Regions from separate parts of the Mus musculus genome. Here region 1 is linked to region 2. The links are chromatin loops, found by intact Hi-C in ENCODE. Cell type or tissue: left cerebral cortex. All regions are shown on one strand. Links, peaks and the distances in the headings refer to the core of each region. The heading gives the core; the rest is flanking DNA. Region 1 overlaps Ophn1 (oligophrenin 1). Region 2 has its middle 56 kb from the start of Eda2r.

The links. A loop is a pair of places that touch in the nucleus more often than their neighbours do. Peaks named below come from ENCODE experiments on the same cell type or tissue, not always from the same donor. Only the 100,000 strongest peaks of a DNase experiment are listed, where the experiment ranks them.
Region 1: a loop joins it to region 2, with 8 times the contacts of the local background. A loop is called at or near these places in 4 of 42 quality-filtered maps.

The regions. Positions count from the first base shown.
Region 1 is chrX:98,675,080-98,691,936 of GRCm38, reverse strand. All of the region lies in intron 15 of Ophn1 (oligophrenin 1), which reads left to right. Among named protein-coding and RNA genes, the nearest start is that of Gm26000, 130 kb to the left of the region's middle. In left cerebral cortex, for the core only: a CTCF peak has its summit at 9,135 (motif pointing right); a DNase peak (open chromatin) is centred at 9,153.
Region 2 is chrX:97,424,523-97,441,379 of GRCm38, reverse strand. No RefSeq gene overlaps it. Among named protein-coding and RNA genes, the nearest start is that of Eda2r, 56 kb to the right of the region's middle. In left cerebral cortex, for the core only: a CTCF peak has its summit at 9,787; DNase peaks (open chromatin) are centred at 8,280 and 9,746; H3K4me3 peaks cover 373 bases; H3K27ac peaks cover 236 bases.

The DNA of each region.
Region 1 (16,857 bases), core at 6,656-11,655, 1.3 Mb before region 2:
GCTGACATTGCTAGTTTTTGTACACATCATCAACACCCTCTATATGAACAAGAGAGGGGCTTTGCTGATTCCCTGAGGCTGACCTGGTGAGGGTTTTGCCATTGCCATGAATCCGAAGGGCCAGGGTCCTTGACATATTTATGTCAACAATACATTCACTCAGTTTCACTGTTCCTCATGGTATAATTGTCAGATAATTTTTAATGAAGTTCCATATAATTTTCAAGTTAAAACAAAGCAAAAATTAGAGAATAACATCTTATTTTAATTAATTAATTAATTAATTTTACAGCCCACCTGCAGTTTCTCTTTCTCCCCTCTCCTTCCAGTCCCCCCTCCTCACCTCCACACCCATTCACTCCTCATCTGTTTCTATTTGGAAAAGTACAGGCCTCCCATGGATATAAACCAGCCCTGGCATATCAACAAAATAAATTCATTCATTAAAAATTCTCAGTCCCACTGAAGTATGAGTACAATTCTCAGTTGGTTTAATGGGGTAATCAGTCAATATGTCCATTCAGAATCTTGTATTACATAGGAGGTTATATTTAGAAAAACTGTGGAATATTATAAAGAGAACAGATTCAGATTGGAAGGAAGCATGAAGCTCACAAGTGATAGACTTATCCATATAGTTTCTTTAATTTTTTTTCTAAACAGGGTGTGGCTGTGTAGTACAGACTGACCTTGAACCCACTATATAGCCCAAACTGACTCTGAACTCACTACTTAGCCCGAGGTAATCTCAAACCTGCCATCTTCTTGCTTCAGCCTATTGAGTACTGGGATTACAGATGAGTGAAAACACATTTGATTAGCATTAAGAATTAGAATGAATTAATCTATGTCTTAACCATGTATAAAATATCAATAGATTTTGAATCTGTTGTTTGTGATGTTACAAATCAGACTTAAGTCAGGCTAAATGCTAGACAAGTTAGCACTCAGCTAACACTGAGCTATGCTCATAGCTTCTCTGAACACGTTGCTTCTTGTACCTATCATATTAACATTATTTTTGTATATGTGTCTCTTCTAGCAGAAGTTTTTTTCCCCTCTAAAACAAGAACCATCTATTACATGACTATGACTGACACTTGTGTACAAATTATCTGCCACATATTATCACAACCTGTAGTTACTGGGAACCCCTGCAAACAGTATTACTATTACTCATATCTGAAATGACATGCAATTAAGTCTTGGAAATAGATTATAAATGACAAACCACTAGTATTAAAATATAAGAAGCAAAACCTCTGAATGATACCTAAATCTTAGTCAGAAAGGATTCTTCATTTAATCCACAGGATTAGAACCAAGATGCTCCATCCTTCTCCTGGAGAGCATCTGTCTTAGGGTTTCACTGCTGTGAACAGACACCATGACTAAGGCAACTCTTATAAAGTCAACATTTTATTGGGGCTGGCTTACAGGCTTACAGGTTCAGAGATTCAGTCTGTTATCATTAAAGAGGGAGCATGGCCGCATCCAGGCAGGCAATGGTTCAGGAGACGCTGTGAGTTCTACATCTTTATCTGAATGCTGCTAAGGGAACATTGTCCTCAGGCAGCTAGGAGGAGGGTCTCAAAGTCCACCCCCACAGTGACACTCTCCAACAAGGCCACACCTCCTAATAGTGCCACTTCCTGTACCAAGCATGTTCAAACCACTACATTCCACTCCCTGGCCCACATAATCTTGTTCAAACACATGAGTCTATGGGGGCCATACTTAGCCATAGCATAAGAAAAAATACATTTAGCCCAACTTCCAAAGTCCCCATAGGCAATAGCAATCTCAACAATGTTAAAAGTCCAAAATTCAAAGTCTCTTCTAAGATTCATCCAGACACTTAACTGTAATCCCCAAAACAAGACAGGAAAACAGCTGGGCAAACTCCAAACTCTGCATCTCCATGTCTGATGTCAAAGGGGTCTTCAGATCTCCAACTCCTTTCACCCTTGCTGAAACACAGTTCTTTCTCTTGGGCTGGTTCTACTCCCTGTTAGCAGCTTTCCTCATCAGATATCCCATGGCTCTAGATTCTCAAACATCTTGGGGGCTCCAAGGCAATTTCAATGTTACAGCTTCTTGTTCCAGTGTCTGGGATCCACACATGATCTTCTGACCTCCTCAGAGAACTTGGGTCACATCCCCAGCTCTGCCTTCTATAGGATTCTAGGCTCTAGTTTGCTCCACTCCATTGTTGCTGCTATTCTTGGTGACCATCTCTTGCGCGCGCCCAACTGGCCAGGAAGAACGACGCTGCTACAGGATCCTTCTGCACACATTTATTCAGTCCTGTTTCTTCTTTCTCCATATATCTCCCTTGTTTATATCTCCCCTGTTTATATCTCCCCTGTTTATATCTCTCCCTTGTTTTTATATCTCCCTTGTTTATATCTCCCTTGTTTTTATATCTCCCTTGTTTTTATATCTCCCTTGTTTTTATATCTCCCTCGAACCCTGGGCCTCTCACTCTTTTATACTCTCAGTTCCCATCCACGCACAGCAGGCCACGCCACCTCACCAGGCACGCAGCTTCAGCTAATCAGGGCAGCAGGGGCAAATCTCCACCAAATTGGATTCACCTGTATCCTGGTACACCTGCGCAGCACTCAAAATGTTTGTGTCTTATATGAGGAAGTCAGGTGCAAGTCATATGACTTAGCTGCAGTCCCTGGCGCCTTTGGGACTGCCGCCACACCCGCTCCCCACAACCATCCCATGGTACTGGCATTTCCAATATATTGGGGTCTACAACTAGGCTTAACCAGTAGTCTCTCATAGGCTCTCTTCATGGTGCTAAGCCTCAACTTCTTTGCATGACCACTTCAGTCCTGGGCCACCAATTGCAACTGGAGCTGCATCTTCATCAGTGGCCTTCCCTGGCCTCTCATAGTGCCAAGCCTCAGCTGCTCTACATGACCTCTTCTTGCCTTCAATACCAGTACCACCTGGGTGATTCTTACTCATCACTAAGTCCAGCTGCAGCACAAGGTACACCCTTAGCTATCTCTAGAGCATAGCTTTTTTGTTTGCTCTTAGAAAACACTTCCCAGAAGATGTCACCTCAGTGATCTCTTCTTCATTGCCACTCATTTCTTAGCTCCAGCTAACCAGCATCAGTTTTCCAGTAGACCCTTCTATTCTTGACTCTATAGCCAAAGCCACATGGCTGAAGCTGCAGAGTTCCGCTGCTTGCTGGGGCTGGAACATGCCCTCTGCTCTATTCTACTACCAGCTTTTTGTTTTCCAACTCCCTCACTGCCTAAGCTTGGCTGTGGTGGAACTTACTATGTAAATTGGCTTTGAAGTTATATATGCATGGCCCTGTCTCCTGAATGCTAGGATTAAAGGCATGTACCACCATGCCTGGACTTAGTAATTTCTCTAATTGTAACTTGTTCTAAAACCAGCTGTCCTTGAACCTAGTTATCTGCTTGCCTCTCTCCTGGGATTAAAGATGTGTACTACCATGTTTGGACCTATGTTTAGCTGTGTAGGAACTTGCCCTGAGATCACTATTCCCTTAATCTGCTATCTCTTTGAACATAGAATTCAGCTCCATTTCACTTCCTGTTGTCCCTTTATTACTTGAACTATACATTTTATATTTTTCCTTTCTCAGCTAGCTCCTTTTCATTAAAGCACTCCTCATAAGACTAAACCAGAGAACATAGTCTCTCCTGGGCTTTTTTGAGACTTCCTTTGTCAATGGAATTAACATTAATCTCTATTCCTTAGCCTCATGTAGACTCTTCAGACAAGGGCAAAAAAGCAACCACATTCTTCACCAAAATATCACACAACAGTCTCTAGACTACATACTAACATTTTTCTCCATTGAAACCTCTTGGGCCAGCAGACCTACACAATTCAAATCACCCTCAGCACTGTGATCTTCCAAATTCCTACTAGGATGGCTCATTAAACTCCACTTAAAACATTCCATAGCTTCCCAAACCCAAAGTCCCAAAGTCTTCATTCTTCCAAACTGAAACATGGTCAGTCCTATAGCAGCAATACCCCCATCCCTGCTACCAACCTTTATCTTAGGGTTTCACTGCTGTGAACAGACACCATGACCAAGACAACTCTTATAAAGAATAACATTTAATTGGGGCTGGCTTACATGTTCAGAGGTTCAGCCCATTATAATTAAGGGGAAGCATGGCTGAATCCAGGCAGGCATGGTGCAGAAAAAGCACAGAGTTCTTACATCTTCATCTGAATGCCACTAGGAGAAGACTGTCCTCAGATAGCTAGGAGGAGGGTCTCAAAGCCAACCCCTACAGTAACACACTTCCTTCAACAAGGCCACACCTCTAAATAGTGCCAATCCCTGGGCTGAGCATATACAAACCATCACAGCATCTCTTATTCCATCTTCTCAATCCCCTGTCTTTCTTCCAATGGTATTGTTCATTTGCTTGCTAGATCCATGTGGCTCTCCTTGAGCATAAACTATTCTTTTCTGCTTAGTTTAGAGTTCATTCTTTTTCCAACTCTCATTCAGATTTATGTTTTTTTTCTTATTATTTATTTCAAGCTATAGTATCCCTTTAGTGGAGCAATTGGCACCTTAGATCAAGAAAAGCTATGTCATTCATCTATGCAGTCAAGACAGTTTTGTTATTCCTCTATATCTGTCTGCTTGGGTATTCTGCTAATTACTAAAGTTCCCTTTTGATATTGCCAGGGAAGGAAAATACTTTTCTCCGTATCTAGGAAATGAGTAGTTGTCACAGAGGGTTTGTTTGTTTGTTTTGAGTTAGAGCCTATGCAACATCTTCAACAATTTACAGAAAAATGACAAGGCAGAAAGAAAGGACTTTGAGATTAAGGGCAACAGCTTGTGAAAAAGCAGCTACCTAACCAAGGCCTGTTAGTGGAGCTTGTTCATTCCTCTGGCACCCTGTTCTGGCTGACCAGTTCTAAGCTGTGGCCAGGCAGTGGTTAACCCTTTGTTTTCTTTGGTAGAGTGGATGTGGGATTCCTTTTATCTGTAAATCTATGTCCTGCTTTTATAAATGCAGTGAGGGTGTATGGCCTTGCTGCAGCATCTGCTGCTGTTTATTTGTCTTTGTTTTCTTGTTTTTTTTTTTTTCCTGCGATACTGGGTTTTGAACCCATGATCTTACATTTGCTAGACAAGTGCTCTGTCACTGAGACACCCCCCCCCCTTGCCAGTTTCCTTGCTTGTCATAATCGTTTTCAGTTGCACAGTGCTTCCTTCCCATTTGGGATGGCATATTTGATTCTTTATTAGCACAGTAGCTTCTGAAGTGAAAGCTCACTTTTCATGTGTGTGTGGTGTGTATAAGTGTGTGTGTGTGTGTGTGTGTGTGTGTGTGTATGCTAGTCTTCTTGCCTGTGCAAGTGCTCTTAGAGGCCAGAAACTGACCTCAGAATCTTCCTCTCTACCTTATTTACTTAAGATATAGTTATTTTATGTATATGTGTACCTGAGCCCTATGTGTGCATACTATACACATGTGCGTACTTGTGGAGTCCAAATGAGGTGTCTGATACCTGGATCTGGAGTTACAGTTTTGAGCTTCCTGATTCGGCTGCTGAGGATTGAACCCAGCTCCTCTGCAAGAATTACAAGTGCTCTTATCAGTTGTTTCTCCCTTCCCATTATAATTGAGGCAGGGTCTCACAGGGGACCTGGAGGTCAGTATGTTAGCTAAATTGACTGGCTAGAGATTCCAAGGATGTGCTTGTACCTCCTGCAATGTCCAGTGCTGAGTTATCAGACACATGCTGCCATGCCCACCTTTTTATATCAGTGTTGAAGATCCAAACTCATGCTCTCATGTTTGCATAGCAAGGGCACTATCCACTGAATTATCTCCATAGTTACCCTTACAACCTCATTTAAAACAACACAGTTAGGCACTCCTTTTTCACTAATAATTCCGTACTTTTCTCTCTTTCTATTATTGTGAATGTCCTAGTGTAATATAAATATTTTGTGGTTTATCTGTACTGTTTCACCATGGAAAGGGTGTTTCTACTGTCTGTCTTTCTTTTTTTTAAGGATTTATTTATTATTATAAATAAGTATGCTATAGCTGTCTTCAGACACACCAGAAGAAGGCATCATGTCTCATTATGGGTAGTTGTGAACCACCATGTGGTTTCTGGGATTTGAACTTAGGACCTTTGGAAAAGCAGTGAGTGCTCTTATCTGCTGAGCCATCTCACCAGCCCCTCTTCTGTCTTTCAAGGAAAGGCAGCATCTCTTAATCTTGTTTGCAAATCACATATACACTCCTATTTGTGGTGTGCAGGATTTTAATGTACTGGAATGTCTGTGGACAATTATACCCTCCACTACTCTCTGAAATATTTAGAAAATTCTAAATTTGAGTCAGAAACTGTTGCCATCAAATTACTTGAATGATCTTTAGAAGTTCTTTATAAACAGAAGATGAAGCAAAAATTCCCCTATTCACAGCTTTCTTTTTCCCCCATAGATGCCTCTTTCCATTGTTATCTCTTGCCTTAGGTTACCCCATGATTCTCCAGTCCTTAGGCTAAGACCAGCTCAGTGTGCATTTGTTGTTGTATGTGTGGTGGTGCTCCTGACTGTAGGAATGTGCCACCCTACAGAAGGAAACAAATACTAACCTTCCAAGTTAGTCCTAAGATTTTATCAAACAGTACTTGCTAGTGTAGTCCTGTCTGTTCTTCATTATAATGCCCATGGTGCACCTATTAACCTTATGTATACTGCTGTCTGTAAGATCCTTCCGGTTACTCACTTTGACAGGTGAATTACATTCTGCCTGGATGAATTACATTCTTTAAAGACTCCAGGCATTAGGCTTCTGATTCAAGTTCTAGACAGGGGATTTTGTGAACTCCATAGGATTGTTCTCAGAATTGAGATTCTGAAAGTGGAGTTGTGTTCCATATAATATAATATAATATAATATAATATAATATAATATAATATAATGGTTGAGGACCATTGCCAAATTTTGCAAGTCAAAATACAAGTCTCTCATTTCAATTAAAATTCTAATCTTACATATACGTGCCGAAAGCTACTGTTTTCATGAAATTCAACTTAACTGGTCAGTCGAAGTTTTATCTGGCTATCAATCTGGTGCCAGGTTCTACAGGACTGTAGTCCTCCTGGGCAAAGATTTTGCTATTTAGGATAATATCGATGTGAAGCCCCAGAGGTGTTTTATGAATTAGATTTGCATCCTGATAACTTGATGATCCCTAAACCTACTAAAATAGACTGCTAATCAAATGAATCCAGGTTTGTTATTTAGAGCACAGAGTAAAGCCACTACCATGACAACACTGTCCCTGTAACCCCTTAGAAAGGGGAATCAGTATAGGGGAATGCCTGGGCCAGGAAGCAGGAGTGGGTGGGTTGGGGAGCAGGGGGAGGGGGAGAGGATAGGGGATTTTCATAGGGGAAACTAGGAAAGGGGATAACATTTGAAATGTAAATAAAGAAAATATCTAATTAAAAAAAGCTTTAAAAAAAGAAAGGGGAATCAAAGGTTGCAGTGTATATTTATGATGTTTTTGGAATCTGGTTTCAGCAGGTCTTTGATGGGATCTGAATGCTTAAAATTGGATAAAGTTAATGATCTGATTTTTATATTAATATTATATCATAGCTTGTGACTTAGTTCTTTAAGGGCTTTGAAGGAAACTTTGACAAGTAAATAGGCATTCGACACGCTCGTTTTGACACTGTTCTAAGAAGTCTCTGTTTATGAGTCCAGATGAGAGCTACTTGATAGCTTGTTGTTCAGATAAATGGATTTCCAGGAAGTTTCTGAAATGAATCTGTTTGCAACTTCCACGTACTGGCAGGAATTTCCTGGAATAGTAATTCAAGTTAATGCAGAGAATTAAACCATAAATTCATACTATTCAAGACAGTAAATTGTAGCCCTTTTTAATGTTGAATAATATTTCACTGTATGTGGGAATATGTGCCACATTCTGAGTGTTTATTCATCTCTTGATAGTTGAGTTGCTTCAACATTTTAGTTGTTATGAACAATGGTGATTATAAAAATAGATGTATAAATATCCATCCTTTAGTTTCAGTTTTTATTCTCTAGTGCTTATTTTTCATCCTGAGATGCCTTTCAAACTTTTTATTTGAACGTAGTTTTAATCTCACTAATTTTCTATGGTGTCTCAAATCCAGAAGTATCTAACATGTTCATTTATTAAGTAAGCAATCCAGCCAGCTTATCAACTATGCATGCCCTTGAAACTTAGTACCCCTTTCATTTTATTTTAATTTGAGATAGGAAAAAAATAATGTGTAGGTTACCAAACAATTAGCATAGCATCTCTGAAGAAAATATAAATCTATTTTTTGGGCAACAGACAAGATCATCTATAGTGTGCCTGCATATTAAAATTTCCCATAGAATTACTCAAGCCACCACTGAGGGGTATCTACTTTTTAAAAAATGTTACTTTTTACTTTGAATTGTGGTAAAACATATGTAATAAAATCAGCAATGTTAAATGTGTCCACATTATTGTGCAGCTAATATCTAGAGCTTTTTCCATCTTGTACAACCACAAATCTGCACAATTAAGGAACAACCTTCCATTTTTACTTTCCAGTCACTCCTGAAAAGTGCCAGTCTACTTTCTGTCTGTGAATTTGACTTCCCAAGAGTCAGGAGACCTCACATGTGTGGAACATTTAATACCTGTTTTACTTGTTATAATCTTGCAAAGAGTCACTTATATTGTATTGTGTATCTAAAATTGTAGCCATTTTTAATGTTGAATAATATTTCACTGTCTATGGGAATATGTGCCACATTATGATTGTTTATCTCTCAACAGTTGAATTGCTTCAACGTTTAAGCTGTTATGAACAATAGTGATTATAAAAATAGATGTATAAATATCCATCCCTTTAAGATTCTACTTTTATTTCTTTGAGTATTTAAACAGATATGGAATTGCTGAATCCTGTGGTAATTCTATTTTTAGTTTGTGTGTTTTTTTTCTTTTTTGAGAAACCATAGACAATTTTCTCTAGCACCTCTGCTTTATTTCCTTTAGGAGTTTCTTTATTTTTCATGTATGTTGACTATGTATGCAGTGCTTGAGGAGGCCAGAAGAGGGTGGTGGAGCCCCAAGAACTGGAGTTATAGATAATTGTAAGCTACTATGTGGTGTTCACTTTTGTTGCTACTGCATAACTAATTTCACTGGTTATGAATCCTAATGTAAATACCTGTTTTCTGATAGTCTTTAGGTGATCCCTGTGAAAGGATTGCTTCCTACAGGCTGCAAGCCACTGAGCTAAAGGATATGAGACAGTATTTTGTTGTGGTTTTAAAATTGCATATCTAAATGCTGGCTTTGAGCACCCAGTTCTCTTCCTGCCTTTGCCTCCCAAGTTTTTTTTTTTTCTTTTTCTTTCCAGTAGTTATATGTGTGTCTGTCATAGACTAATCCATTTTGAGTTCATTTTTGTAGACAGTGTATTGGGTAGGTCCAGCTTTATTCTTTTGTTTGTAGATGGTATCATTTGTTAAAATACTGCCTTTTCCCACCCCTGTTAAATGATCCTGATAACCTTGTTAAAAATCATTTCAGCATACTTGTGAGAGTTTCTTTTGAGCTCTGCTCTATTATATTGTTCTACATGCCTATACTGTTTTGATTCTTCTAGCTTTGTTAAAGACAAGATGCACTGGATAATTAAAAGGATACTTTTGTTCCTCTGTTGTGGCAGGGGAAATTTTCATTGTTGAGGAATTTCTCAAGAAGAAGTAAATTTGAGGTTTTATAGAGGCACACAATCAAGGGAGTCATTGTGAGGTTTATATGAGTCATGAAGAAGGTTGGACATGTCTCCTATATGGAAGGGTGGGGTGATTCTTTGAAATTATTTGTTTTTCAGAACACAAAGGCAAAGGGGATCTCCCAATCATTGTGAATGTTTCCTTGGGACACAGGGTTCAGGCAAAGTTCAACAAATTGCTCTAATGAAGTAAACTTTCTTTGCTTTGCCTGGATGTTGAACATAACGTAACAGTGATTTGTTGTTGTTTTTCTATTTAGATGTTTAAATAGGGAAAGAATCCTGTTTTGGTTAAGGAGTCACATTTCTTTTTTTAGTTACTCTACAACTTATTTTTCCAATTAAATACATTGTAAACACTGTGTGCTCAGATTATTCCTAGCTTTCCAAAACAATGCTGTGTGACTCAGAATAGACTTTTAAAGACGTATTTAGAAACCATATTTATTAAGTTTACAATATAAAACTTGTGCCCCAAAACTACAGTTTTACAATTGAAAAATCTTACACATAATGATCGTAAGCCTTGCCTCTTTATCCAGGAAGAGAGTCTAATAGCTAGTTGTCTGACCTATGATCAGATGTCTCAGCCTCAGGAAACTCATTTGTACTGGCACATGACCCATGGCTCTTGTCCGTCCAGTTCATTCCTGCCAGCATAGCCACTGTCTAAGGGAGCCTTAAGTGGATTAAAGTTAAGTATGTGTGTGTGTGTGTCATTCTGGTGAGACAGAAGAAGCATCAGAATACAAACCATGAAATAAGAAAACAATCCTAAGATAAAGTGGGTACTGGTGGGCAGTCTCATTGATTTTAGGGGCAATATGCTTAAACTTCAGATAAAAGTTAGATTGGCCTATAGGATGAGGTCTTCATTTGAGTCCAGGGAAATAGCCCAGGCAGGATTTCCATAGAGAATTTCAAATGATGGGTTTAAAGCAACCAGGTGCAAATTTAATGTGGTTTCAGTGTGGAAGGAAGGCTGACACAGTGCGGGGGCATAGGTCATGCCTGTTATGCTGTAGGAATATAGATTGTTGGACCACCACACTGAGAAGCTTAGCAGACATGGAGAACTGGAAGTTATGTTGAAGGTGAAGTACTAAGCCCTGCTTCAAGAATAAGAAGGTTAAAATGGAATCTGAGTCAACAAAGTTATCTGACTTCGTTTTAAAGTTATGAGACTATTAAAAAATACCATTGCTATGAATGTTCTAGTACACATCATTAATTAAACATGTCTTTTGGTTTTGAGACAGGGTTTCTCTGTGTAGCCCTGGCTATCCTAGAACTCACACTGTAGACCAGGCTGGCCTCAAACTCGAGATTTGCCTGCCTCTGCCCCCTGAGTGCTGGGATTAAAGGCCTGTGCCACCTAAGTGTGTCTGGCTAAGTGAAAATGTCTTTAGGTGAACATGTGCATGGATATCTGTTTGCCAATTCACTTAGAAGTAGAATTGCTGGTTCATGTGTTTAGGTTTAGAAGCAATCTTTTTTTTTTTTGAGTTATTTTTTACAGGTCAGGACACTACTGATATGAACTGTACAATTGAAAGTTTTTCATTAACATTACTGAACAATTCACACATTCTATAATCCTGTTATAGAAAATTTTCACAACTCCATTAATATCTACCTCCAGTGTTCTACTTACTTTTTGATAGTATGTTTACCTTTTTGAAATATTCATAAAAATTGATCTTATATATGGCTTCTTTCATTTGGCATGCTATTTTCTAAGATAGTGGTGATAAACTCATGCTTCTTTGGTTCTTCCCTATCTATTGCTGAATAGAATTCTCTGGTCTAGGTTGCTGCACGATGTTATTCTGTCCCACCCCCCCCCCCATGATCATTTGAACTATTTCCAGTTTGGCACTATTTCGAATAAATATTTGTGTCTTAGTCATGGTGTGGGCGTATATCTTTATTTTTATTGGATAGATACCTGAGGGTGAAATTACTAGGTTGAATAGTTAATTGATGTTTTAACTTCTTGAGGAGACACAAAACTATGTTCTAAAGTAACTGCACTGATATCTGTTTCTACCAGTGCTGCCTTAGGGTCCTTGTTTCTCCACATCTTCACCAGCATTCACTATTGTCTGTCATATATTTATAAGAATTTACAAGAGTAGAGAGTGTTAGTCCACCATGGCTTTAATTGCCTTTATGACTGATAGTGCTGAACGTTGTCCATGTGTTCTTTAGCCATTTGTGTAACTTATTTGATGAATGTCTGATCATATTTCTTTTTCTTTTCTTTTTAAAATTTTTATTAATCATTTTATTCGTTTACATTTCAAATTATATTCCCCCTTCCTGGTTACCCCTCTACAAACCAAATGCCCATCCCATTCCCCCTCTCCCCCCTCCCCTTTGCTTCTAAGAGGGTGCTCCTCCACCCATTTACCTCTTCACTGCTCTAGCATCCCCCTATGCTGGAGCATCAAGCCTCCCTCCCCTCCCATTGATGTTAGATAAGGCCATCCTTTGCTATATATGAAGTTCTGGCTATACTCTTTGGTTGGTGGTTTAGTCCCTGGAATCTCTGGGTGGTCCAGTTAGTTGATAATTTTTTTTTCCTATGGGATTGCAATTCCCTTCAGCTCCTTCAGTCCTTTGCCTAGCTCTTCCATTAGGGTCCCTGGGCCCAGTCCACTGATTGGCTGTGAGTATCTGCATCTGTCTTAGTCAGGTGCTGGTAGAACCTCTCAGGGAACAGCCATACCAGGCTGTCAGCAAGTGCTTCTAGGCATCAGCAATAGTATGTGGATTTGATGTCTACAGATGGGATGGATCCCCAGGTGGGGCAGTCTCTGGATGGCCTTTACTTCAGCTCTGTTCCACTATTTTTCCCTGCTTTTCCTTTAGGCAGGAATAATTCTGGATTAATATTTTTGAGATTGGTGGGTGGCCCCATTCCTCAATTGGGGGTCATGCCTATCTACTGGAGGTGGTCTCTATAAGTTGTATCTCCCTTTTGTTGGATATTTCAGCTAAAGTCATTGCCATTGGCTCCTGGGAGCCTCTCACTTCCCTAGAGTCTGGGACTTTCTAGTGACTACCCCATATATTTTGATCACTTTTTTTTTTCATTGATCTGATAAGAATTATTTTTTATCATATTCCCCAATCTGTTGTTGCACTTTTGTATTCTTTTTTAAATAAGCTTTTAATTAAAATATTTCATCATTTTCTCCTTTACTTTCTTCCCTTCAAACCCATCTCATGCCCTCAGCTCTCAAATTCATGACCTCTTTTTTCTTTCTTTGAATATGTGTGTGTGTGTGTGTGTGTGTGTGTGTGTGTGTGTGTGTGTGTGTGTAGTCTTGATTGTATTCATATGATTTCAGGGCTGACCACTTGGCATTGGCTAAGTATGAGATTCATTCCTTGGAAAGGCTAATTCTCTGTGTTTCAGCCATCACTATTTACCTGCAGTTCTTTGTCTCCTAAGAACTTTGAACCTTGAGAGATTTCCCACTTCCATGATAGCATGGCTAGGTGTTGTCACCGCTCAGGTCCTGTTTAGGCACCTGTGTTGTTGAGATAGCATGGATATAGCTTCCCTGTCATTTCAAGGACATATAGTCACACAGAAGATTCCCTATTCCTCTGACATTTATAATCTTTCCATTCCCTTTTCTGCTATGTTACCTGAGCCTTAGGTACAGTAGTGATGTTGTAGTTGTGGTCAGTGGTACTGAACACCATATCACAAGTTGATCTGTGAAATTTGGCCAGTCATGGCATTTTTGTAAGTGTTCACTGCTGCAAAAAGAAGCTCCTTTGATGAGAAATGAGAGCTTTATTTATCTATGGGTGTAAGGAAAGTATTTTAATTACCATTATGGATTATGCTAGCCTAGTAAAGTGCCAATAGTATATTCTTCACCACCACTACCTACCACCCTCCACCCTCCCTGTCTTAGTGACTTGAGTTTGCATTGACAATACTGATGAGATTTACACATTATTGCTTGAGAGTTTTCTCTTGAACAATGAATCTCCAGAGCCTTTCACCTCTCTGTTCCTTCCTTTTTTTGTTGTTCTTTTATTGGATATTTTCTTTATTTACATTTCAAATATATTTTAATTAGATATTTTCTTTATATACATTTCAAATTTCAAATGCTATCCTGAAAGTACCAAGGGGCCTCTCTTCCCAGTGATGGCCGACTAGGCCATCTTCTGCTACATACACAGCTAGAGACACAAGCTCTGGGGGGTACTAGTTACTTCATATTGTTGTTCTACCTATAGGGTTGCAGACCCCATTAGCTCATTGGGTACTTTCTCTAGCTCCTCCATTGGGCGCCATGTGTTCCAACCAATAGATGACTGTGGGCATCCACTTCTGTATTTGCCAGGCACTGGCATAGCCTCATACGAGATAGCTATACCAGGGTCCCTTCATCAAAATCTTGCCCAGTTCCTCCTCCAGAAACCCTCTATCCCCTCCCCTCACCCCTGCTTCTTTGAGGGTGTTCCCCCCACCCATCCACTCCTGCCTCCTTGCCCTGGCATTCCCCTATATTGAGGCATTGAGCCTTCATAGGACCAAGGCCTTTTCCTCCTATTGATGCCTGACAAGGCCATCCTCTGCTATATATGTGACTGGAGCCATGTGTACTCTTTGGTTGGTGATTTAGTACCTGGGAGCTCTGCAGGGGTCTGGTTGGTTGATACTGTTGTCCTTCCTATAGGGCTGCAGACCCCTTCAGCTCCTTGGGTACTTTCTCAAGCTGCTTCATTGGGGACCCTGTGTTCCATCCAATGGATGACTGAGAGCATCTACTTCTTTGTCAGGCACTGGAAGGGCCTCTCAGAGACAGCTATATCAGGCTCCTGTCAGCAAGCTCTTGTTGGCATCAACAGTAGTGTCTGGGTTTGGTGACTGTATATGAGATGGATCCCCAGGTGGGACAGTTTCTGGATGGCCTTTGTATGCACTGGCACCCTCTCTTCATGCAAGGTGGTGTTTCACACACTTCCTGGCTCACCTTGCAATCAAGAAGCCAGACTGCTCTGGATATGTTTGTAAAGAAAAAAATACCACTTAACTTAATTTCTTTATTTGTTTGATTTGTCGCTAGATAATTCTTATATATGGCGTGTGTATTGGAAGGTCCAGGTTCCCCCCCGCCCCCAGTGCTGAGTATTGAATCCAGGGATTTGTACAGGATGCTAGGCAATTACTGAGTTATAGCACCCAGGTGTTTGCTTTGTTTGTCTCTTTTTCTGGGGACAGAATTTTTCCCATGTAACCCTGTTCTGAAACTCCCAGTCTTGCTGCCTCAGACTCCCCAGGGCCAGGATTGTATGAATTTGCTACCACCACTTAGCTTGAAGACTTTTAAGGAAATTTAAGTGATCAAATTGTCTCAGTAGCATAATAGTATCAGATTTACTTTCTCTACTGAATTTTACCTTTGGGAAAACTTAATTAGTTATGAATATAAGAATTTTTTCTAGCCTCTCAGGTCCATTCTCTGATTTATATATTTGTCTTTACATAAACAGGTTTAGAAATCAGGAAATGAAAGTCCTTTCAGTTTTCTTTCTAGCTTTGCAAAATTGTTTTTACTATTGCAGGTGTTTAGCATTTCTTTTTAACTTAATGTTCTTGTCAATTGCTATAAAACAGCCTGTTAGAATTTTTATGGGAATTGTATTGGATATGCAAATTAATATTGGGGAAAATTGCCATTTTGACCCTTTCAAATGAAAGAAGAACCCATTTAATTTCCTTTTACAAAGTTTTCTGTATACAAAAAGTCTTACTCTGAAATATCTTTTTATTTTATAGTGCATGAAGTTCTGCATTCTTTTTGATATTATTCATTAGTCATATATGGAAATGCAATTGAGTTTGTTCAGTGTTAAACATCTAACACTGGGTGTTATACATGTTAGCCAAATACTCTATGTCTGAATATAAACCTCCTAACAATTGAGTTTTCTGTATTGACCTTGTGAATCACTCCAGTTTTGGTGGATGTGTGATGAATTTATTGCCCACTGACATACATTTCAAATTTTACTTTTTTCTACATCCCCCTTATTTTTATATATTTTCTTTTTTATTAGATATTTTCTTTACTTACATTTCAAATGCTAACCCAAAAGTTCCCTGTACCGCCCCCACCCCGCCCTGCTCACCTACCCACCCACTCCCACTTCTTGGCCCTGGCTTTCCCCTGTACTAAGGCATATAAAGTTTGCAAGACCAAGGGTCTCTTTTCCCACTGATGGCTGACTAGGCCATCTTCTGCTACATATGCAGCTAGAGACACGAGCTTCGGGGGTACTGGTTAGTTCATACTGTTGTTCCACCTATAGGGTTGCAGACCCCTTCAGCTCCTTGGGTACTTTCTCTAGCTCCTCCATTGGGGGCCCTGTGTTCCATCCAATAGATGACTGTGAGCATCCACTTCTGTATTTACCAGGCACTAGCCTGGTTATGCCTTATTTTTTCTTTAGATCTTGTTTCATTATTTCTGGTTTTATCTGATCACACAGAATCATCTAGTACAAGCTCCTATAATCATATGCATTGCTACAGATAACCTCAGTCTCTCTTTCCCTGGACAGCAAAATCACACACTAAGATCTTGGTGATCATTTCTAGTGGTGTGTGATCACATCTAGTTCTCTTCCTTGTATTAAGGTGGCATGTCTGTAAAATAATTCAAATATTCCAAAGTAAACCAATATTCATATATATATATATACATATATATATATGTATATATTATTAAACTCATTAGGTCTGATGATTTGTGTAAGAAGAGTTTTTTTAGGATTATCTATACATGGAACCATTTCATTAGGAAAGAAAACTTAAGGGCTAGGGAGATAGCTCAGTGATCAAGAGTGCTTATCACACAAACCAACGGAATGGAGTTTAGATCCCAGTATCCATGATAAGCTGGATATCTTTACAAATGATTGTAACCTCAGCACTAAGTAAAGACAGAGACAGGAGGATCACCTTACGGGATTCCAACCTAGTTGAGATGATG
Region 2 (16,857 bases), core at 7,078-12,077:
AGCATGAGTCTCTTCTCCATTATTTTCCTCTGGCCAGCTGCTGAGATTTACAGCTTGTCTGCCCTGGGGTGTTTCTCTCTTAAACTCTAGTAAAATTGTCCTCAATATTAAAAAAAAAAAAAAAAAACTGGAGGAGGAGCATGCAACTAATCAGCAAGTTCTCAAAAGAAGAAATACAGAGAACTGAGAAATTATTTAGCCATCAAAGAAACACAAATTAAAACTACTTTGAGATTTGATTTTCCCCAAGCTAAAATGTCTAAGTTAAAGAAAAATAACAGCAAATGCTAACATGGATAGTGAGAAAAGGTAATGTCTGCCCAATGCTGATGAGAGTAAAAGTGCTGATGCCAACAAGAAGGTTCTCAAAAAGCTAGAAAATGATACTCTGTATGATTCTCTGTATGATGTAGCTATGCTACACCAGGGGATATGCTCAAATGACCCTATGTGTTATTAAAGAGATACTTTCTCAACAATGTTTATGTGTTTTATTCAGAGTAGCCAGGAATTAGGAAACACCGTAGATGTCTATCAACTGATAAATAAATAATAGAAATATGGTACAAATACACATTCAGCTGTAAAGAAAAATGAATTAGGGAAAATTGTAGATAAACTGATAGAATGAAAACTGATCATTCCGAGTGAAGAATCCCAGACCCAGAAAGACAAATGCCACAGCTTTTCCCTCATGTGTACATGCTAGGTAGTTCTTGTTGTTGTTGTTGTTGTTTTGGTTTTTTGTTTGTTTTACAAGACAGGGTTTCTCTGTGTAGCCCTGGTTGTCCTGGAACTCACTCTGTAGACCAGGCTGGCCTCGAACTTAGAAATCTGCCTCCCTCTGCCTCCTGAGTGCTGCATTAAAGGCGTGTGCCACCACACCCTGCTGCTAGGTAGTTCTTAATATTCAGATATGTGTGTTTAAATGGAAGTACCTATAAAATACAGTAAACTAATAAGGAGTCATTGGAGAAATTTTAAGAGAATACAATGGAATACAGGAGCTATGATGAGGGAAAAGAAAATAATAAAGCTGAAGGGTTTAGTGGGATGGGAAATGGGAGGACAGAGTGAAAAGGGAATATACAGGATAGCTAACAGTAAGAATCTTTGAAGATGCCATAAAAAATCTACTACTGAAAATGTTTTCTAAACATATACATATACACAAATAAACGGCTCTTAAATGGCATTACAACAAAATGCAAGACAAAGACTCTTCCATCTACCATAAGATATAAAATAAAAAGCCCAGTGTCAAATATGGATTACTTAAATTTGAGTTCTTTATCAGTGGTATTGCATTGATGCCTGCAAACATTACAGGCTTTTTCCATTGATCTTGGCTACTCTCAAAAAGTTGATATCAAGACCCTATTTCTGAAAACACTACATAGTTTAGTCATAGACATAGAGAAGTCACATTGGTATTGGCCTTGAAAGGAACTGAAAATTACTGGTTTCTTTGGAAATTCAGTTGTGTTGTGCGATGTTTTCCTGGAAGCTGTCTTGTGAGAGGATTCTTTTTTCTGAAGCAGACACTTGAGAGAGCAAGTTATGTTTAAATAGCAAATAAATAGCACCTCACAAACAGTAAGAGTGCTCTTGCAATGTGAAGCTGTGCAGTGTTTCCCTGGCCTTCTCTGGACTTCACTTCGTAGGGAGAAGCATACCAAAGTACTTCTCTTGGTATTCTGACTAATTCTGGCTGCTTCTGCTGACTTGTGCAGATGTGGCAGAGCCTTGAGCTTTCTGCTAGATCGAGCCACTGCTACTGATGTGTATTTGGTGAGTACTGCTGGGCTGGACTGCTGGTATCCTGACGACAAAGAGTGAAATCACCTCAAATAACTAATTCTAATCAGGTCCACAAAACCATTTTTCAGTTAACCTTCCTTTTCTCTAACCTCTAGTCTGTGAGTTAGAAGGGAGGTTGAAGCATTCAAGAATGCTAAATAAAGTTGGTTTAGAAAATGTAAGTCTATATTAAAAGTTACTTCTGGCTAGGTAGCATTCATAGTGTGGGAAGCTTTAATGCATTTTACCAGGGAACAAATAAATAATGACTCTTACCTACCTGTGAATCCTGACTCACAAGATATTTTCACTGTAGCAAATTATACCTTAGATGCTCTGAAAGTAAACAACAACTTTCTGTTTGGAAATAAAGCCCACTCCACAACGAGAACTCATGCCTGATACTGTGCCAAGAACCTGTGGTGGCCATGCCATAGGCTTTAGGGGAAAATGTATCAATCTCCTAGATGTACATCGTAATCAACTGCCTTCTAGGTTCTTATCTTTATATAGGTTAATGTGTCTTTTAACCTCATCAGGAAAAAACACACAATTTCCTTGCTACAAGGCTCGGGGATCATCACAGAAGGATTCTAAGAGCCAGAACCATTGTATGTCTGCATTGAAATAATATTTGTTGGATGTAAGTGTCATTGCCTGTATAGACTGAGCAGCTGTGACTGCATATACAAGGACTGAGTGAAATAGAGCAAGCTAAAAATCTCAGTATGGTTGGAAGAAAGGTTCAGTAAATTTCCTTTCCTCAGATGAAGAGTTATTGGCAATTTATGGCTGCTGGAGGAAGGAAAGTCACTTTTCTTTGGGGACATAGATGCTACACATGTTCTACTAGATGGTCCTACACCCATGCACATATAAAAATAAGCCCTGTGGAGGCCCAGATCAAGATGTTTCTGAGAGAACTATGAACATCTGGGCTAGAAACTGTCCCTGTGATGTTTTGGCAAATAAAATGTGGCTGCCTTCTGCCCACGTATGAAGAACGTGCCTGGAGCTAAATTTTAATGCAATGGACTAATTTCTTTGGTTGAGTTTTCAAACCAGCTTAATATTGACTCTGCTGTGTGGCTATTAGTAGCCATGCTATACTAGTCTACACTGAAGCATAGTAAATGTGGCAGAAAAACATTTAAATGTACAGTTTGAAGAGAAAAATGACACAAAAAAAGCTTATTGTTACAGCCAAGGTTTGTCCTGAAAGAGAGGCTGCAGCTGTTATGGAGAATTAACACCCATCAGGAGAGGCCAGATCTGTATTGGAATAAAGGGAAGCATGCCTTCAAGGCCAGACCCCATCCAGCTAAACTTTCAATTTATGAAAGGAAAAGGCCTAAGGACTTTTCTGCTCCAAAAACAAAACAACAAACAAAAGTTGATTCAGATGTGGTTCCAATGGTACGAAATCTATCCAAAGCTGCCATCCAAACTTGACAGTGTCCTCCTTTGGTGCTAACCTTAGAGTCATGAAATATGTGAGAGTAAAGGTGTCATGGAGTCATCTTACATGTTTTTAGAGAGTTGTTGTAACAGTGGGTGGCAGGGGAGTTCCTGCATGAAGATCCTGAGAAAGCAAGACACTCTAAACAGAAGCTTTGTAAAGCTATGAAAGTGATAGCTATGAGAGTGATAGAAAAGTAACTAATTAATATATTTCTTAGCTTTTCAATGTCAACACTTATAACTATAAAAGTTCCTGTTGGAATGTACAGGAATTCCCTTACTGATATGCCAAGGTTCAAGGGTTCTGAAAGTCCTTATAAGTAGTATTTATATTTTCATTTAACTATACTAATACTAATAAACTAATGGTTATCATATATACCTGGGTTATATTCAATACCTCAGAATGTTGAAGATGCCAGAGATGTGAGAGATCTATCATATTGTCATGGTTTAAATATGCTTGGCCTAGAAAGTAGCACTATTAGGAGGTGTGGCCTTGCTGGAGTAGGTGTGTCACAGTTGGCATAGGTTTTTACTCCCTAGTTCTAGCTACCTGGAAGTCTGTATTCTGCTAGCAGCCTTCACATGAAGATGTAGAACTCTCAGCTCCTCCTGCACCATGCCTGCCTGGATGCTGCTATGTTCCTGCCTTAATGAAAATGAACTGATACTCTGAACCTATAAGCCATCCTCAATTAAATGCTGTCCTTTTGTCTTGGTTATGGTTTCTGTACTCAGCAGCAAAACCCTAACTAAGACACATTGTGAGCTGAATACAGAGAGTAGAGAAAGCATAAGAATACATAAATATTTTAGGCAGCAAAGATGTAAAGATACAGCCATGAAAGCTCTTTGACAGAGCTAGAGAATTTGGTGTTTTCCCTTTTGTGTTTTAGTCTTGTTTTGACTCAGTATTTACTCACTATGCCCCAATTCTATTTTGGAATGGTAATGTATATTGTGTGCCATTATATGTTGGAAATGTGCAGTTTTCTTGTTGTGTTTTACTGGAAAATTACAGTTAGGAGATTGACTTGAATCTCAGAAGAGACGTTGGACTTTCAGAAAAAGTTGAGATGATAAAATACTATGAAAACTTTGTTTTATGATAACTCCACCCATGAGACCTTGGGGGCCATGAAGCACAATGTGGTGATTTGAATGAAAATGTCATTGATAATCTCAATCATTTAAATATTTGGTCCTCAGTTGAACACACTGTGTGGGAGTATTGAAACCATGGCTTTATTAGACGAACTATGTAAGAGAAAAGTGAATTTGAGAGTTATCATTTTGAGTTTTCTCTGCTTCCTCTTGACAGTTAAAGATGTGAGCTCTCAATTTGCTTCTCTACTACTATTTCTGCCTCTTTTTCACCATAAAGAAATCTTATTCCTCTGTTCCATAAGCCTAAATAAACCTTTCCACTCATAAATTGCCTTAGTCTTAGTGTTTTATCAGAGTGATAGAAAAGTAACTAATTAATATATTTATGAGCTTTTTAATGTCAACATTTATAGCTATAAAAGTTCCTGTTGGAATTCCCTTACTGATATGCCAAGGTTCAAGTGTTCTGAAAGTCCTCATAAGTTGTATTTATATTTTCATTTAACTATACTAATACTAATAAACTAATGGTTATCATGTATACCCTATTTAGTCTCAGTGTATTTTGCAGTTCTTATAACCCAATATGTTATTCCTGTTTATTTTTAGTATATAATGATCTGACAAGACACAATAAATTATTCATTTCTTTTATATTTGTTAAAACTTGCTTAGTGGCAGAGAATTTTTCTATTTTAGAAAAGGTGCTATAAGCTTTTGTGAAGAATGTGTGCTTTACATCTGCTAGGAAATATTTTGCTACATACTTTTACCTATAGGCTAGGATAATTCTATAGTTTATTTTTAGGTAGGATAATATATATATATATATATATATATATATATATATATATATTATATATAAGTATATTGAAGTCACACATTTTTGTATCAAGATCTCTCTGATCTACTACTATGTACAATAGTGTTTATTTTATAAACGACAATATTTTATACAATGTGTTTGGTTGCTCTCTATATATATATCTATTAATTATCACCTTTATGAATATGCAGTTATTTTTTATCCTCTCTGACTTTTTCATCCTTACTTCAGTCCCATTTTTATCCTTCCTGGCAGAGCTGTACATTCATCACCAAGAATACCAGATCCCGTAAAATCCCTGGATCATACTTGCATCCTGAATCTCTTGGGAAATGAAATCTAGGTACTACTGGTATTTCTAATGTCTGAGCTTGCTGGTGGCTGTAGTCAGGTCATCAGTAATGCTGTGACCTCTGGAAGTCTCAGTGATTTTGTGGGTCAGTAGAGTTAAAGTCTCAGGCCCTCAGTGAACAATGGGACTACTGGAATATGATTCTTCAGGGACCACTGGGAATTCGGTTCCCAAACCCTCAGACCCACATTCACTTTGGAGACTTCTGGAGCCTTGTCAGTTTATTCAGGGTCACTGACTATCTCTGATGAGTAACTCTGAGCTTTCTGGAGGTAAAACCCTGGTCTCTGTGAACTCTGGAACCACTGGGGCTGAAAGTATACTCATGTAGTGAAATTCTTAGATCTCTGAATCTGATCCCTCAATCTCAAACTGAAATCTGGGCCCATTAGAACCAAACCCCAGGTTCCATGGTGAATGCATGACATCTGGAGTTGGAGGTTTTATTGATGTCAATCTTGGCCATCATGTTGACTTTCCTAAGCATCAAGTGTTATGAGATGTTATTTAAAAAAAAAATAGGGCATGTTTGCTGTAGCTCACGGTATCTTCAAACTCACTGTGTCTCCAAATTCACTGTGTAGCCTCTTAAATTTTGGGTCATATTACCTCTGCCTCCCCAGTTCTGAGGTTAACTATATACACTAACATTCCATGTTTATGCAGTCCTGGGAATTGCATGTTGGGCTTGCTACATGTTAGGCATTCAACCAACTGAAAGTGAGATATGTTTTATCTGGGGTTGTACATTAGGTTCCATGATTTTTCTCCCCTGAACTTTTATTTTCATTAATTTTAGTATTTCTACCAAAGAATAACTTTTTTAGAAATCAATTCAACAAAGAATGAATAGCTGTCTTCCTTTTATTTAGAGCCTTCGAAAATCTAACAAGAAGTATAATACATTGTTCTTTAAAAAAAATGAAGTCAACATAAAATTAAGGAACCATATTCTAGCATAAAGGAAAGCAATATGAAAGACATATTAAAATAAGTGATAGTCATGATAAAGGGCCATACTCTGAACCACGAAAAGAAAAATGAAAAGAAAAAATACAAATTTAATTTAATTTTGAAAATTAAAAGTATAGGGGTGTGTTTTCAAATCCACAGTTCTGTCACCTAATGTCTGTGCATCCTTGAATACCACTCATTCCTTCTGTCTGAGTTCTTCATGACTGCAGTAATTATTGGAAGTCATTCCTATAGACATAAGAGTTGTACTTCATAACAAATAATAGCACTACCATTTATTAACCTTGTATGAAACAGGCAACTGATAGTAATTTTATGACTTATAGTCCACAGAAGGGGGCAGTATAACATCGTAAATAAATGTGAGCTCAAAGAATTGCATGATCTTGGTATAGGCAATTTGGAAAGATAATGGTGATCAAGAAGCGTCAGACAGCAGCCATAAGAAACAATTGATGGCTACAATGCTCCAGATTTTTTTTTAAAATAATGACTGCTTTTAAATATATTTGTTTTGTTTTGCTTTATTTCTTTATCTAAGAAAGCAGATGGATTTCCTACCAACTTTATCTAGGAAGAGAGCTGATATTATTTAAAAATAAGAGGGCAAGAGGGTTGATATTATTTAGAAAATAACAATAAATTACATTTGCATGCTGTTTGCCTGACATCAAAATTTAAGCTTTTGACTGAAATAATCTCATTTAGTCTTAGTATTGGCCTCAGTGTGACTGCCTATGTTTAAAAGTGAGAAAATTAAGGATCAGAAAGGTGAAATCGCTTGTCCAAAGTCGCACTGCTAGAAAGTATTACAATGGGAGAACTGAAGGCATTAATCTGAAAGTTAATAACAAAATTAAACGAAAATGAACTACAAGTGTATGGCTCCTGGATCAGACTTTTTATTGTTAATTCAACCTTTTCCTTTTGCCAGCTATAGGATGGAAGTGAAGTTACATGAATTCACTGTTTCTTGTTGTTGTTTTACTAAATTCAAATTGTTCTTGTAGTCCAGTAAAATAGATGTAATCATACATATATTGGCTGAATACTGGAAGGAGGCAATAAAGTAAATTTTGTAAATATGGAAATGACTGTCTCTAAAATACACTCTGCCCAATAAATGTTATCTAACTAAGCTGATTAAAAAGAGCAAAGTTACAAAAAAAACCCAAACTAACAAACAAAAACATTGTTCAAAGTGGGCATGATGGTATATCCTTATAATCCTAGTACTTAGGAGGTGCAGGCAGGAAGATCAGCAGATGAAGGTCAACTTTGGCTGCATATTGAGTCCAAGAGCCTAGACTACATAATAACTTGTCTCACAAAAGCTAAAACTGTAAAAGAAAAAAAACAGAAGTGTAAGATTTATGTATTTGAGACTGCCAGAGAACTAATTCAAAAAGGGAGACTATAACGTTGCAAAACAAAATAGAGAAATGAAATAGTATCATGATATTGACAAGAAAACCCAGAAATATATATTTTAAGGCACAGTTTATCCACATTTAGTTCTAAGTATGATATTTTAACTAGTTATGCTATTAACCAAGTTATTTAACCGTCGATTACTTCATTGTCTCTTAATGTAAATAGATGACTGACTCAAAGAGAACTGTGATAGTTAAATGCATTAGTACACAGAAAATACTTAGAACACAAAGTTTCTTTCGCCCAGGATGAACCCAACTGTTTCTGGTTAGTAGTATTACTGCAGAATCAGGAGGAGAATTCTTTAAACAAGTTTGGCAAGTGTGATCCCAGAACGTGGGAGGTAGAAGCAGGAAGATCATGAGTTTATATAGCTACATAAGAGATTAAGAGAAACCCACTTAACATTTCTTCTAAATGGAACTTTTAATTCTGTCCTTATTACCCCAGGTTTCTTTTTTACTCTGTTTATCTCTTACTTGACTGTTTTGCACACAGAAAAGAGCAAAGGCTGAGAAACAGAAAGCAAACACGTTTGCCTGGAACATTATTCTAATTAAGGTTCTGAGAAAAGAATTGTCTTGATTGTCCTATACATTACCTACAAATAGAAAAGGAAACAATGCTAGCCCTGGTGGTACATGCATGTATTCCCAGTTTTGTGGAGGTTGCAGTAAGAGAATTGTGAGTTCAAGGCCTGCTTAGGCTGCAATAGAGAACTCAAAATCAGTCCACGAAACTTGGAGAGTATTTCTCAAACTAAGCAGTTGTAATTGGTGGGAATATCTCAGTGGAAGAGCATTTATTTGTTGAGCATGTGCAAGGCAATAGGCTCAATCTCTAACATCATAAGAGAAATTTGCTGAGTACATACAAAATGGCATGTAGCACTACAGAAACTGGAGATTTGAACATGTTTTCTTTTCTCTGAGTGCATAGCAGATACTGAGGGAAAAGACAACAAATACATCATCAATAACAAAAGTTGACAATGTTGTTACTTTTTTGTTTTGTTTTGTTTTGTTTGTTTGTTTTTTGGAGACAGGATTTCTCTGTATAGCCCTGGCTGTCCTAGAACTCACTCTCTAGACCACGCTGGCCTTGAACTCAGAAATCCACCTGGCTCTGCCTCCTAAATGCTAGAATTAAAGGCGTGGGCCACCACTGCCTGGCTTGTTACAATGTTTAAAATCTTACCCCTTCTAGATTAGTGCTAGGAGCCATGCTATCTGAGTTGTGTGCTACTTAGAAGAGTGCAGGAATATAGCACATTAAGGAAGAGAACAGACTGTGCAAACAATTAGTGTAAAACAGATGATCTGACTTGTTTCACATGGGCAAGGGGGTCTTTAAGGCTGTCAAATGACAAATAAAACTGTGACTATGCTTCATATCTGACAAAAATTTGATTAGATTTATGGTCAGGTTTTTGATAACAACTTGAGGTTTTTAAATTGGAAAGTAATCGAAAAGAGTACAGAGAAGAGCATGACACCTTAGAATTAGAAGAAAATATCTTAAGCTGGGCCACAAAGGGCTCTGTTTTTGCCCCTCCCCATTTTACGATTTTGAAATCCACCCAAAAATTAATAGTAAAATGAATAACTTGAGGAAGTGCATATTACAGAAATATATACTGTATATGAAGAAAACACAACGTCTGACAGTATATGGTTAGGACCTCAGAGAAATGTGTACTCCAGCGCCCTCTGCTGAATTCTTATGTCTATTTTCCTAAATTCTTGTGACGCAGTTTCGGATTCAAAGCTAAAGTGGCAAGGACCCTGCACCACAGACATAACAGGGTTGCTAGTAACAGCATTGAGGGGATTGGCAAAGACCTTAACCTCTGGTTTGGGTTGGCAGCCCGCAGGAGAGTATAAGCTCATGTTTTTGGACAAGTAGATGTCCGTAAACATTAAGAATAAAGCTGTTGTCATTACAGAGCAGCAGTCCAGCAGGTGGAGATAGAGGGTAACAAGAGGGCCTCAGCTTCTCTGAAATTTCTAGAACTGGACTGCTTTATTAGAGTTTAAGGCTGTGTTCCAAGTTTTCAATGATGGAATTAATCTTTGGAGCTATTTCTTTTATTATTATTTTCTTCAGAGTTTCCAGAATAACCTACACTACAAAGATTTTAGGCAGTGGTGTAGAGAACAGTATATAAACACATACACATGTAAATTTGTGCACTTTTGGGAAGGGAATGTCTTTACCTTTCATTAGATTTTCACAAAGCATTTGTTTGGTAAGTGCTTGCATTAGAAGACAGAACCCTGGGCCATTGATAGGACACTGTAATTGCTTTTCAGAATTCTAGAGCCAAACTCTCTTTGTAATATTTACTAGGCTTGTTCCTAGCTTGAAATCCCAGGCAATGTTCCCAGCTTGTCTCTGACACACCTGCCTCATCCATAAAATGGGCTTACTAGCAGCATTAATGAAATAGCTGATGGAAATGAGTCTAGGCTTCCCCAAGAGTTCAGTAAGCCTTGGCAACATTTTAATACATCATGCTGATATAAAGACTCAAAATCCATTATCTCCTTTGATGTTAAATACAATTGTATGAAACGTGTTTGCACTTAAAGGAATATGAGATAGACAGACTAAATTACTTGAACAAGATCATGCAGTCAAGTTAATGACAAAATGAGACACTAGAAATTTTTTTAAAAAGTACAAAAAACCCTTACCATAATTGACTGCTATAAAATCCTTATATTGATGATTTAAGCCCAAATTCTGATTCTGGATTTCATTTTACAGTTGAAAAATGATATCCCATATGGTACTGTACCCAGTCTTAGCTTAAACATGTGTTACAAGAAGCAAAATATATCTTAGAAGAATCCAGTATATTTACGGAAGAAAACTTCATTACCATGTGCTTTGTAAATACTGAGAATTCTCTTTTTTTTTAGAGCTAAAATTTCTTTTTTAAAATTTTTATTAGATATTTTCTTCATTTACATTTCAAATGCTATCCCAAAAGTCCCCTATATCCTCCCCCCACCCTGCTCCCCAACCCACCCACTCCCACTTCTTCGCCCTGGCATTCCCCTGTACTGGGGCATATACAGTTTGCAAGACCAAGGGGCCTCTCTTCCCAGTGATGGCCGACTAGGCCATCTTCTGCTACATATGCAGCTAGAGACACGAGCTCTGGGGGTACTGGTTAGTTTATATTGTTGTTCCACCTATAGGGTTGCAGATCCCTTTAGCTCCTTGAGTACTTTCTCTAGCTTCTCCACTGGGGGCCCTGTGTTCCATCCTATAGATGACTGTGAGCATCCTTGTATGTATTTGCCAGGCACTAGCATAGCCTCACAGGAGACAGCTATATCAGGGTCCTTTCAGCAAAATCATTCTGGTATATGCAATAGTGTCTGCTTTGGTGGCTTATTATGGAATGGATCAAAATGTACAAAATGCCCTTTTTGAGACTCATTACATAGTCCTTGCTATCCTGGAACTCACTATGTAGATCAGACAGGCCTCAAAAGTACAGAGCTCCACCTGTCTTTGCCTCCTAAGTCCTGGGATTAAATGTATGTACCATCATGCCCAGCCTACAAAATGATTAAGTAAAGCTTTCCTTGATGTTGATCTCTTGCAAGCTTCCCCCTCATCAATTTCTTAGCTTGATCTCCTTTCTTTGTCAACCAACTTAGAAAAAAAATTTTTAGCCAGGGTTTCAAATCTTTCAGTTCTGATTTACCCATTAGTGTTCTTTTTATGCATCTTAGTAGTGTCACTCTCATTGACAAGAACAATAAATGCTACTCAGAATGTGTCTGTCCTAAACCATGCATTATTTTTCACCCTGTTGCCTCTTGAACTCTAAATACCATATCACTTTTATATTTCTTTAGCATCTCTGTCTTTTTCCTCACCCTTTCCTTTTGTGCTGTATTGTCTACTTTATATGCATTGTTGTTCTAGTTATATCCTTAGCCCTCTCTTAGTCTTATGTCACATTGAGTCTCTGGATGACTCACCCCTCACTCAGCTTCAACCAATGCCTGAAGCTAATGGCTAATCACTTTAAGACCACAGTCCAGTCATCTTTCTGTAACTCCAGATTATTACATCCACCAGCCTATCATATATCTCACAAGTACCACCATGCTCTCCTAAAACTAAACTAATCATCACCTGGCTAATACAGATGCAGGTACTCACAGTCAACCATCAGACTCATCTCTGGGATCACAGTGGAATAGCTAGGGGAAGGTCTGAAGGATCTGTAGGGGATTGCAACCATATAGGAAGAACAATATCAACTAACTGGACCACCCAGAGCTCCCAGGCTCTAAACCACTAACCAAAGAGTATACATGGAGGGAGACATGGCTCCAGGTACATAAGTAGCAGAGGATAGCCTAATCTGACATCAAAGGGAGACTAGGCCTATTTTCCTGTGGAGGCTTGATGCCACAGCATAGGGGAATGCTAGAGTGGTGAGGTGGGAATGGGTAAGTGAGTGGAGGAACACCCTCATTGAGGCAATGGGGATGGGAGAGAGGGGAGATGAGATGGAGGTTTGTAGGTGGGTGATGCAGAAGGGGATATAATTTGAAATGTAAATGAATAAAATGACTAATAAAAAATAAATGATATAATTACTGAATTAGCACTAACACATTATTTTCTCCTTTCAATGTTTTATTCCTTTTAAAAATTGAATCTGTAATCTTAAAATTTCCTCTTTTCTTTTCTCCTTACAACATTCTTATGATTCCCCCTTTTGCTCTCTCTCAAATTATAGTCCCTCTGTCTTTAAAGCACACACACACACACAAACATACACACCACATACCATGTTTGTGTTATAATATATTATGTTGTATGTGATATACATGTATATATTATAATATATATGTATGTATATCAGAAATTTCAAAAATATACCTTATTAAGTCTACTTGCTGTTACTTGTATATATATGATTTCAGGGCCCCAATTTATATTGGATAATAAATTAAGGGATTTATCCCTAGAAAGACATTTTTTTCTTGCTCTCAGCATCCTTTAGTTAACGTATAGTTCTTTGTACAGGGGTGGAGAACTATAAGATATCCCCTTTCATGTTAGCATGCTTATTGGTGTTGTAGTTCTTTGAATCTTATTTGGGGAGCCAGATAACTGATATATCATATGTGAAGCTTCCCTATCATTTCTAGGAATCACAATATCATAGCAAATTTCCTGTCTCTCTTGATCTTACACTCTTTCTACCATCTAGTCAAAGATGTTCCCTGAGCCTTATGTAGATGTAGGAGTTGTGTTGTAGCTGTATCAAATGGCTCTGGGTACCATATGATCAGCTGTTTCCTGTATTTTGTGTAATTCTTTTCTGTATTGGTCTCCATAGTTTACAAACAGAAGTATCTTTGAATATGTGTAAGGACTATACATATTTTTGGTATAAGAATAAGTATTCAAAATGCAGTTAGAAATTAGTTTAGAAAAGTGACAGTAAAATGTTTTTATCCAAGATCCATGTCTTCACTAGCCCTGAGTAGTTGGTTATATTTATAATACCAGGCATGATTTGGTTAGTTGATTATATTCATAATACCAGGAATGATTTGCAACTGTTGAATGGCACTTAAGTACAATTACACAGCTGTTGATACCAACAAACCTGGGTGTAGAGTACCACTATTAAACCCTTGGGGATATATCACCATGATGTTTATTGTTGTGATTTGTAGACATCACAGCTCATTAGGACCATTTATTCTTTCTCTTCCTTGGAAGCTTGCACACTATGTTGCAGTACCATAAAAGTTGGTCATTAAGTAGGATGCTTTCAAATCCTATAGAGTCCAGATCCTCCAATCTCTGGGTCCAAAGTGCTTGATGTCTTCAGCAATATAAACTTATGCTCAACCTTTGGGAGGTAACCACAACCAACAGAAATAGCCCATGTGGTTTGGGGAATCTCTTGTGCTGCCTTGACCAAAAAATCAAAAGGGTCTTTCTCACATCATTTGTTAGCTATTCGTTGACTCTTTGGGGAAAAATTGCCAGCCCAAGTGATATAATCTCATTTAACTATATATGTATGTATGTGTACATACATTTATATGTATTATATGCAATTACTTTTCATGATGTTTTCAAGTATACTTAATGCTACTTCCACCCACTCCTTCTGTATTGACATTTGATTAAAATCTCCCTCATTTTTTCTCATTTTCCCTTTCATATCACTCGTGCCCTGCTATTTTCCTCTCTAGTGTCCCTCACATACTCCATTTTTATTTTCATGGTTTTTGAAGTTATTCAAGGTTATATACTCATAACTGAATATTTGGAGCTTGGAACCATGAATGAAGACAACATGTGATATTTGTCTTTCTGTATCTAGGTTAACTCACTAAATATACCCAACATAATACTTCTGCTTCCATCCATTTACCTGAAATTTTCTTTACAGCTTTATTTGCTATATCCTATGATGTATAAGTGCCCATTTTCAGTATGTGTTCATCAGTTGAAGGACATGTAATTTTTTTCCATTTTTTAGCTATTGTGAATGGAGTACCAGCAAACACAGTTGAGCAACTTTGATAAATTATTTTATCACAAGTTCATAGTGCATAAAATGGGGCATAGGGAGTTACTCAAAATTGAATTAAGGGGGGTAAGGCAGAAAAAAAGGGATTTGATTTGCTTCTGGTTTCTAACTTAAACTAGAAACTCCATAGTAGTGATTGTAAGCTTATATTTTTCAAAGCCTACTTTTAATATGGGTTCATAAACACTTTAACCTCCCTTTTAGCCTACTACCCACCAGAGGTAGAGAAAAGGAAAGGTTATTAGGATACAAGAGAAGGGGACCTGTTTAGAAATTGTTCTTTTGAGTAAATATCATCTGTATTATCAGAAAATCAGCAGTTCAGTTCACCGAAAAAAAGCAGCAGCAGCTAGATCCTCTTGCAAATACTTCATAAACACACCAGCAATCCAGTTTAGTAGTATCAGGACAGCAAACACAAATCAGCGGAGGTGGCATGACCTGTCAGAAACAGCTAGACCTCAGCTGAAACTGCACAAGTTATAGGGAGGGTCGAGGGCCACCAGAGACACCAGGAGACATTTTTTTTGCCGTGCCTCTCTCAACAAAGCAGAGATTATTGAAGACATGAAACCAAGAAGCACTACAAAGCTAGCAATGTAAGTAAGCTGTGCTCTAACACTGTCTTTTGAGTCCTATTTTTATTCCCTCCAAATATCATGTGTCCTCTAAGGGTCTTCCCTCAGCACTGACTTTGTCTTAGCAAACTCCATGTGCGTCTGTATCAACTGACATCACTCTGCCAATTGACCCAGGTCCAAGAAAGTGGCAAGAAGCCTCAGGAACTTCATGAGAAAGGTTTTTTGTTTTTTGTTTTTTCTTTGTTTGTTTGTTTTTTGTTTTTTGTTTTTTGTTTGGTGTGTGTGTGTGTGTGTGTGTGTGTGTGTGTGTGTGCCTTTCTCTCTATAGAGTCATGAAAAATTGTGCTCAACAAGACAGTGTAAGGTAAACCAATACATGAATGCCACTAGCAAAGAATCCTTCATCATGAATCCTTTCACATGCTTGCTTTAGCAAGCATCCTTTTACCTGTGTCCACTTGAACACACATTTCCTTCACGTATCTGCTTTTGCAAAACATCATTTGACACAACTTGCTTTCCAAAGAAACCAGAATTTTCCACTTCAAGTGAAATTCTGAGTTGTGAACAATAAGAGGAGTACATTTAGCATATAAAAGAGTAATCCAATTTGAGATGGTACAAGTATATAAAAATCAGTTTTGATTTATTAAGGTTCAGTAAAATAATGGTACTTATTAAAATTGATGGCATATTAATTTAAGTTAGGCTTTGTTATTGAAATCTAGAATATGGATGAAATCACATAATGGGTTCAGAAAAGAAGGGAGTTAAAGTATGAATCTCAAAGACGATTAACATTCAACTACTTGATGGAGGATTGGGAACTGACAGTGAAGACTGAGGTATAACATGTAGAGATATCAGAATAAACCCAGTAGCAACTAACTTCTCAGAAGCCAAGATAAGGGTATATTTTAAAAAAGAAACCAGATTAAAAATAAGGAATAAATAATTTATCCATTGGATACATATATTATAACATGCATTTAATATATATTATAGAGTTCACAAAATTTTTCAATAGTTAGGAGCCCCCTGTGTGCCCAAGACAGGCCTTACCAGCCAGGAAAAAAATATATCTAACCATTTGTCTCTTTGCTAAAACATCATCACTATATGCTTTTGTAAATGAATGTTGTTCCATTCTGAGAAGTAACAAACACATGCCTTGTTGCCATGTTTGCTAAGGACAGGAAAAGTCAGAGCTATAGTTTCAGGGCCATCTTGTTCCTGTTTGAGTTCCTGACTTCCTTCAGTGATGGACTATGATATGGAAGTATAAACTAAATAAACACTTCCCTCTCCAAATTGTTTTGCTCATGGTGTTTCATATTAGCACTGGTAACACTATTTGGGATAATAAAGCATGCTGGGAGATATCTGGACATAAAGGTTAAATCAACTCAAATCCCAACTACAGTGGAGTATGTATCTTGCCAATTATCATTATTTATTAACTAATATCTGGCTTTGAATCTCTTGTCTCACCCTTCTTCAATGCATTTTTCAAAATATACGTTACCATCTGTATCTATAAGAGTTGAATATTTTACTCAGATACTAAATTTTTGCTAATGCTTTGAAAATATTAGAGCCTTTGTTTTATCTTAGCTGTCTTTGGTAAGAGTTATGTCAAGTCTAATATTCAGAACAAGAAACCTACTCCATGTCAAAATAAACTTTGAAAACTGACAGTTTAGTATAAATAAAAACATAATATTGCTCA